2 separate regions of the Homo sapiens genome follow, and region 1 is linked to region 2. A link is an interaction called in ENCODE POLR2A ChIA-PET data of the cell type or tissue named here. Cell type or tissue: GM12878. All regions are shown on one strand. Links, peaks and the distances in the headings refer to the core of each region. The heading gives the core; the rest is flanking DNA.

The links. Peaks named below come from ENCODE experiments on the same cell type or tissue, not always from the same donor. Only the 100,000 strongest peaks of a DNase experiment are listed, where the experiment ranks them.
Region 1: POLR2A ChIA-PET joins it to region 2 with 8 read pairs; 1 of 35 experiments calls an interaction of 5 or more read pairs at or near these places.

The regions. Positions count from the first base shown.
Region 1 is chr17:46,141,257-46,145,653 of GRCh38, forward strand. All of the region lies in intron 2 of KANSL1 (KAT8 regulatory NSL complex subunit 1), which reads right to left. Among named protein-coding and RNA genes, the nearest start is that of KANSL1, 50 kb to the right of the region's middle. RefSeq lists a silencer at 2,573-2,773. In GM12878, for the core only: no CTCF peak of the experiment used is centred there; no DNase peak of the experiment used is centred there; H3K4me3 peaks cover 2,219 bases; H3K27ac peaks cover 3,357 bases.
Region 2 is chr17:47,260,972-47,265,368 of GRCh38, forward strand. The region is part of intron 1 of ITGB3 (integrin subunit beta 3); the gene reads left to right. Among named protein-coding and RNA genes, the nearest start is that of ITGB3, 9.3 kb to the left of the region's middle. In GM12878, for the core only: no CTCF peak of the experiment used is centred there; a DNase peak (open chromatin) is centred at 1,743.

The DNA of each region.
Region 1 (4,397 bases), core at 159-4,158, 1.1 Mb before region 2:
CCCAGTAGGTCTCAGGACAGGAAGCATTTACACTCAGAGGCTATCCCACAGAGCAAAATCCACACTGAAGACTAAATCATTTCACAGAACCCTAGATTTAGATAAACTTGGAGACAGGAGAGCAGCTGAAGAGCCCTTCTCTTTCCTCAAGGTTGTCTACACATCTAAATCAACTTCACTGGGGGAGCATAGGGGCTGCTTAAGGGTCTAAGACAAATAAATTCTTCTATGCAATACTTTACATTTATTTACAAACGGTCTATCTTACACTAAGCTCAAAATATTCCACTGAGCTACTGCAGAAAATCTGGGTGCGAAATAAGAAAAGACAATCAGAGAGTGTATACTCATAAAAGGAATTAAAAAGAACAAAATGCCCAAGAATACAGTATCCTCACAAAAAATACCCTAAATGAATCTAGTAAAAATTTGGCAACCCATATTCTGGAAAGATATTCTTTACAAGTTAACCTGTATGTCTTATGCAACTTCCAAAGTCCCAAAGAAAGTAATACAAAATTAAGTGGTTTTGAGATACTAGTCAGCTTTTTCGGAAAGAGGGTTAGAGAGGACTTACTTCCTTGTATTATGAAACAAAAAACGCTCTGATGAATTAAAAGGGTAGTTTCTTTCTTTATTTCTCTTTTTTTCAGACAAGTCTCACTCTGCGTGCCCAGGCTGGAGTGCAGTGGCATGACCTTGGCTCACTGCAACCTCCACCTACCAGGTTCAAGCGATTCTCCAGCCTCAGCCTCCCGAGCAGCTGGGATTACAGGTGTGTGCCATCACACCTGGCTAATTTTTTTGTATTTTAGTAGAGCCAAGGTTTCACTATATTGGTAAAAGGGTAGTTTCCAAAAATAAAAACATGTACAAGGAAATTTAAAATTCTCCTATTAGTGTCTGGAAGGATGAAGAATTTCTACTATTTTAGGTTGAGAAAGAAAGCTAAAGGCAAAAGATCAACAGACAAAAATTTAAACAATTTATAATTTCTAACTTATCCAAGTTTGACTCCAATATTTTTACCAAAGGATAAATATCTCTGCTTCAAAGAATCATAAAAACATTACAACAGCCTGGCACAGTGGCTCATGCCTGTAATCACAGCACTTTGGGAGGCCAAGGCAGGAGGACTGCTTGAGTCCAGGAGTTTGAGACCAGCCTGGGCAACAGAGCAAAACCCCATCTCTACAAAGAAAAAAAAATTTTTTAATAAGGGGGGCATAAGGGTGCACTCCTGTGGTCCCAGCTACTTGTGAGGACCACTTGAGTCCTGGAGGTTGAAGCTGCAGCAAGCTACGACTATGCCACTGCACTCTAGCCTGGGCAACAGAGCAAGACTGCAGACTGTATCAAAACAAAACAAAACAAAACATTACAACATATGAGAATGTTCAACTTCACTAATACTTTCCCAATGCAAATTTAAGTAAAGATAGTATTTTTTATTTATCAGTTTAGCAAATATTTTTAAAGGATCCTCCATGCTAATTGGAGTGTGGTTAAACAAAAAACCTGCTTGTTACACTGCTGGTATGACTACAACTGGGAACCTTTTGGAAAGCAACCTAACAAGATATATCTGTAGTCTTCTGAATTGTTCACACTCTCTTTTATTCTTAGATTCATACAATATAAATAAATACAAAAAGCAAAGCCTATGTGCACAAACAGCAAGCATCAGAAAGTCCATGAAAAGAATAGTACAAGTATATAGTAAAGGAATTAACTTATACTTTGCTTTTCAAACTATGTTCAATCCAATAGATTTCTAAATATGGCAAGTTTCTAAAAATCCAACTCCTTAAGTACACTGTAAAGACATTTATGCACACAGCTAAAATATACTCAAACTAAGAAGTCCTCAAAGGCCGTAAGATACACTAAAAATATAATACCTCCCAGTGAAATAAAGGGAAAAGCAGAAGTCAGGTGAGAATATTTACATATATGTACCCATTCAGCAGTTCTGTAGAAGTCATTATCTTCTTTGGGAGGCCGAGGCAGGTGGATCACCTGAAGTCAGGAGTTCAAGACCAGCCTGGCCAACATGGTGAAACCCCGTCTCTACTAAATACACCAAAATTAGCCAGGTGTGGTGGCAGGCGCCTATAATCCCAGCTACTCAGAAAGCTGAGGCAGGAAAATCGCTTGAACCCGCGAGACAGAGGTTGCAGTGAGCTGAGATCACGCCATTGTGCTCCAGCCTGGGCAACAAGAGCAAAACTTCGTCTCAAAAAATAAATAAATAAATAAATAAAAAGGCCGGGCACAGTGGCTCACGCCTGTAATCCCAGCACTTTGGGAGGCCGAGACGGGTAGATCACGAGGTCAGGAGATTGAGGCCATCCTGGTTAACACGGTGAAACCCTGTCTCTAGTAAAAATACAAAAAATTAGCCGGGCGTTGTGGCGGGCGCCTGTAGTCCCAGCTACTCAGGAGGCTGAGGCAGGAGAATGGCGTGAACCCAGGAGGCAGAGCTTGCAGTGAGCCGAGATCACGCCACTGCCCTCCAGCCTGGGCGACAGAGCGAGACTCCATCTCAAAAAAAAAAAAAAAAAAAAAAAAAGAAGTTGTTATCTTCCCAGTAGAAGAGATGAGAAAATTTGAGGTCCAGATTGGTTGAGTGATATCCGAGGACCACAGAGCTAGTAAAATTATGGAGCTAGAACTTGAAGTCTGATTCCAAATCACATGTTTCCTATGCTACCCCAAACAAAGGGAGTATTTTCTACAGTGGCATTACAACAGACCAAGTAACAGCAGAGGTAAAACAAGTTTCACATGTCTGTGGCTCTTTGTTTTTTACAAGTTTTTATTACTTTGTCATGGGGGGGAAAACGAAAAATTATAATTAGGTCAAGGAAAGATATAACTATACTACTACTATCATTCTGAAGGAAGGGAAGGTATACCTTCTAAGTCCTGCATAGTTTAAAAATTCCCATTACTTGCGAGACCAGGTGAGACTGCACAGTTCTAGACTTCCTATCGTGTGCCAAAACTCTAGGGATAATCAAAAAATGTTTGTTGAATGAACGCTAATTTAAAATAGAAAAAGAAATTCCAGATTTCCTCCTCAGTACAAGAGGCCTGCAACAACAAACTTCTGAAATACCAGCAGTCTACTAATTGCATATTCAAATTTAAACCACAGAAAGTTGAATCAACTCTGCCAATTTCTGGGACTCTCTAAATGAACTCTTAATACAAAAATACATACTCAGGCTCAGCATTTTTTCTAATCATTTACAAAAGTAAAAGGACGTCAGGACAAGTTCTGGTGAAATTTTATAAACAGCCATGAATTGCAGCTGTAGACTGCCAGATACATAACCTGTATATGACAGGGGGTACCACGTGGAAATTAGAGACATCCCCCTTCACCAAAAAGATTATATCCAGGGGATACTACATAATAAAAAAAAAATCTGAAAAATGTAATGGGATTAAGATCCTTTAGAATAGGCTAGTAGTGATGATTTTGCTTTTTCAGTCCCCTCCTCACAAACAAATGATGATGACACTGCCCTTAGCTTTCTATGTGCAAAGACAGTATTAACCTTCCCAGGCCAAACTTACGACTACACCTTTTCCACACGAAATGCAAGGCATTTCTAACTCCCCAGATTACCTCACATTCGTTGGATGCCACACAATAGATTATAAAGTATCAAGATATATATTAATTTTTAAAAGTTCACCAGGAGTTGGATATTCTAAACTGGGTTTCTGATTCTTAACAGTGAGAATGAAGTCAAGCTCCTTATTTGGTGGTTAGAGGAGAGGATTTGGCCAGAAATAATTCTTTTAGGATTGACAGACAAGTACTACTTAAGTTCTATCATCTCATCCAAAAACTTGCTTCTTATATTCTGCTTTTAACCCGATCTACACAATGAAAAGCCACGGAGACTAGTTTTGCATGAAAGCAAAGGACTTTTCTAATATGACTTCAGAGCATGCCATGCTTTAAAGTCCATGTTCAACCACTTACTATCATTTTCCAACTCACTCTCTATGGGCCCATCCCATATTTCAACTACAGGTATACCTCCTGGCCCTTTCTATTTCATAAGCTTCTTTGGAAGACAAATCTACTGATTTATGCAATAAACTTTCTACCTCTACTTAACCAATTTGATAATTTAATAGCTGGAGATAATTCTAAATTCCCCAAACCTTAATCAAGAATTTTGGAAAAAAAGAGCTATCTAGAACAGTTATCTTCCTGAAAACACTGTTGTGCTAAACTGAAACACAGCCTTTTCTCAAGAGCTAAGCAGCTACTTGGGTCTACATTTTAATGCACTAAATAATTTTATAAGATCATGTTTGAAACCAAAAAACCCAAAAAGGATTGTCAAGCTAGGTCAGCTTACAAAACCCCTTCT
Region 2 (4,397 bases), core at 67-4,066:
GTGAGAACACTTAAAAATCTCCTCCCAGCAATTTTCAGGTAGATGACATACGGTTATTAACTATAGTCACCATGTTGTACAGTGGATCTCTTGAACTTATTCCTCTTGTCTAACTGAAAATTTATATCCCTTGACCAGCATCTCCTCATGCAAACCATACCCCAAAGCTCATTTCTGTGTTCCTGCTGAGTTTGCCATTCCAAGAGGTTTTGATGCTGAAGGTGCAGTTTGTGGAAAGCCCAGCAGACTCTGGGGAGCCTACATTTAAATAAATGCAAATGTCGACAGGGAGGCAGAACAGAGGACATTTCAAATTAGCTTTAATTTTCTTTTAGCTTATAAAAGTAATTAAGCTTATTATTTAAAAAAAGGCAGCTCAGAAATATAATGCAGAAAGTACCAGTACCAGTTCCTTGTAGTCTTGTCCTTAAAGATAACCACTGTTGATAGTTACTGCAGAGTTTTTTTCTATGTATTTGTCAACATATATAATTATTTATCATTATTGTTATTTCTCAAATAGGATAATCAATAATAGGATCATTGTCTTTTTTTTTTTTTTTTTTGAGATGGAGTCTCACTCTGTCGCCCAGGCTGGAGTGCAGTTGTGTGATCCCAGCTCACTGCAACCTCCGCCTCCTGGGTTCAAGCAATTCTCCTGCCTCAGATTCCCGAGTAGCTGGGATCACAGGCATTTGCCACCACGCCCAGCTAATTTTTGTGTTTTTGATAGAGACAGGGTTTGGCCATGTTGGCCAGGCTGGTTTTGAACTCCTAACCACAGGTGATCCACCCGCCTCGGCCTCCCAAAGTGCTGGGATTACACGCATAAGCCACCGCACCTGGCCCATTGTCTCTTAATAATATACTCTAGGCATCTTTTTATGTCAGTTTATGGCTTTCCATTATTTATCCCAAGAGCTATAATTCTAGCCATAAGGCATACTCTTTGTTATATGGATATATCAGAATTTACTTAACCAATTCCCTGTTGGCAGACATTGGGATCATTCCCAATTATTTGCTACTACAAATAAAGCTGCAGGGGATATCCTTATTCATTTATTATGCACCTTTGTTCAAGTGTTTCTACAGACTTAATTTCTTGAATGAAAGTTGGTGGGTCGAAGGGCATGCGTATTTTAAATTTAAATTTTAGTAGGTGTTGTCAATTTGTCCTCCCAAACGGTTGAACCAGTTTGCTTTCCTACCAAGACAGGCTGGCAGTAAGGACTGGTGTTAGCACCGCGGCCTGCTGTCCACACCCATAACACATGAGCTGGGGGAGGAAGGCTGCAGAACTGGACAGCAGGATGCCAAGGAGGTCACCAATAGGGCACCCCTGGGCTGAGCCTCGGACAGCTTGGTACAGACCTGCTTCTTCTGTATACTGAATGAGGTGGGGTCGATGCTAATAAAAATTTCCAGAACTCTTGAGATGCAGCGTTTGAGTCAAATATCAGGCCATCAGGAAGAAATGGCCACTTGTGCCTTGTTTGAGGGTTCTCATGCCTTGGGTTGCTAGGCTTCCTAGGGTATGAGTCCCCCTGTTGATGTTTTCTGGCTGGAAGAGTGGATACTTCCAGGACTGGCAGCACCTTGAAGATCATCAAATTTGACACCTGTTTGTTTTACAAAAAAGCAAAAAGGGAGTTCCTGAGAAGTGAAGTGACTTGTCCAAGATCATACAACTGGCTCAGTGGCATTGGTTGGGTCTCTCCCTGGGGACTCTTGTCTCCTGCCCAGAGTGATTTCTTCACTATATCCTGTTAGAGACAAAGGGCCCTTTCACGTCTGACCCTGAGGTGGAGGCGAGGGGATGGGGATTCCTGGTGTAGGAAGTGACTAGAGTGAAAGTAAGGGGGAAGGAAATGAACATTTATTGAGCATCCACTATAGAGGGTTCTTTCATACGTGTTATGTCATTTAATCCTAACAACTCGGGAGCACTGGGGAAAGGAAGCAGCTGTTTGGAGTCTCCGGTGCTTGGCCGATGTGGCTGGTTAGACCCGTTAAATACTACAGAGCAGTTATCACTTCTCGACTATGAATGTGACATAGACTCAAAGAGGCACTGGGCCTTGGAGAGAGCACCAGAGAGATGAAGGGATGTACTTGAGGTCATACGGCCAGAGGAAGGGCAAAGATGGCTTTAGACGTGAGGTTTCCTGCTGCTTTGCATGCTTTTTCTGCCATATCCATCTGTTGTTTTACTGCTCCTGCCTTACCACATTTCTCAGGAGCTGGGTGTTAATTTTAGACCACAACCTTAGAGAAGACAGGACTCTGTCCCTGGAATGGGCTTTATGCAGTCTTCAGCACATGGCGACCTAATTAACCTCATTGGAGATGATAACCAGACATAATGTGGCTTCATTTACAAGGACAGGACCTGCCCTAGATCTTCCCATTAACATCATCTTGAAGTGTCAGCTCCACAGAGAGACCTTTCCTGACCACATGCTTTAAAGGAGACTCCTTCCCTCATTGCTTGCTATTCCCCGCCCCCCCCACCCCCACCCTTTCTTTTCCCTTTGAGGCAGAGTCTCACTCCATCACACAGGCTGGAGTGCAGTGGCACGATCTTGGCTCACTGCAAACTCCGCCTCCCATGTTCAAGCAATTCTCCTGCCTCAGCCTCCCAAGTAGCTGGGATTACAGGTGCGTGCCACCATGCCCAGCTAATTTTTCTAGTTTTAGTAAAGACTGGATTTCGCCATGTTGGCCAGGCTGGTCTTGAACTCCTGACCTCAGGTGATCTACCCGCCTTGGCCTCCCACAGTGCTCAGATTACAGTGTTAGCCACCATGCCCGGCCTATCCTGCTTTATTTTCTTACAGCATGAAGGGTCAATGAAAGGATATGGCCAGTGGTCAAGACATTTGAACTTTGTGTACAGGGAATCCCCTTGCTCAGACAAAAATCCTTCCTGTTTTTCCCTTGTGAACAAAAGTTCTCTGAAAAGGAATTGGGAGGAAAGACTTTATTCCAATGAACAGTTTGGAAACTGGGGAAACTCAGCTGTTGGTGTCAGAATTGGGGGTTTATAATGAAAGTTCCTGCCTAGGATCCTGATGAGGTCCACTTATGCAAATGAACAATTCCAACTTGCTTAGTTCTGTTTGGTTGAAACAACTGAGGCCTGATTGGTCAAGGCAGCAGAGCCCTGACTGGTTATTTTAGGTTAGCTCTGGAGGTCCCAAAGTTGAAGAGAGGTGTTGATTTTCAGGGAACTCAAAGTGGGTTGTGACCTCTAGTCAGCAAATGGCAGCTTTGCTCTGTTTAAAATTTAGGCCCACTTAGCCACTCCAGATCTATCTTGAAGGACTGGCTCTTTCAGGTTCACATTTGTTCACACCCTCATGCCCCATGAGCCATCCATCAGCAAGTCTTTAGATGGAACGTATCTAGAGTCTGACCACATCAGTGGCTCCGCTACTGTCCAAATCCACTGCCATCTGTTGCCTGGATTATTTTAGTACATTTCTAATTGAATAATAAGTCTCTTTCCTTTTTGCTTCCCTTCTTTCTGTCTTGCACTCAGCAGCCAGGATGATCTTTTTTTGCTCACCTCTGCTCAGATTCCTCCAGTGGCTTCCCACTATGTGGAGAAAAAAGCCACACTCTCTACCATGGCCTATAGCTTCCTAGTGTTCTGGTCCCTAACTGCTCCTCTAACCTCCTCTGTGCTTTTCTCTTCCTCCTTTCTCTCCACCTGCTATTTCTTTAACAGGCTGATGTCCATCCAGATCTTGCCTTGGGTTCTTTCTGGAATGTCTGTGCCTTGGATCGTCCCAGGATTCACTCTTTAACATCATTTTGAAATGTCAGCTCCACAGAGAGACCTTTTCTGATCACATGCTCTAAAGAGAGTCCTTCCCCTTATTGCTTGTTATTCCTTTATCCTGCTTTATTTTCTTACAGCATTTGCCACTGTTTGAAATTGTGCATTTTTGTTGTGTATTTTTTGTTACCATCTTCCTCACTAAAATGTAAGCTTCACAAGAGCAGGGGCTTTGTTTAGTTTATCAGTGTGTCTCCAGTGCCTAGGAGAGTGCCTGGCACAGGTAGATGCTCAATGAATATTTGTCGAGTAAATGAATGAATGAATCAATGAATGCTGACACCATTGATATATATAGGTAGAAAAATGTACAGCTAAAGTAACCATTTTTCAAACCTTATCCATACGTGGATTAAATGCAACAAAAATTTCATTTCATGCTGGCTTTTTTTCAATCATGCAAAGTATTTCACGGCAGTGTTCTTCAAAATCATGCCATATACATGATGGAGATGCAAATCCATTTTGTATTAGTTTCTTAGGGCTGTTGTAACAAAGCACCACAAACTGGGTGGCATAAAACAACAGAAATTTATTCTTGTTGGAAGCTAGA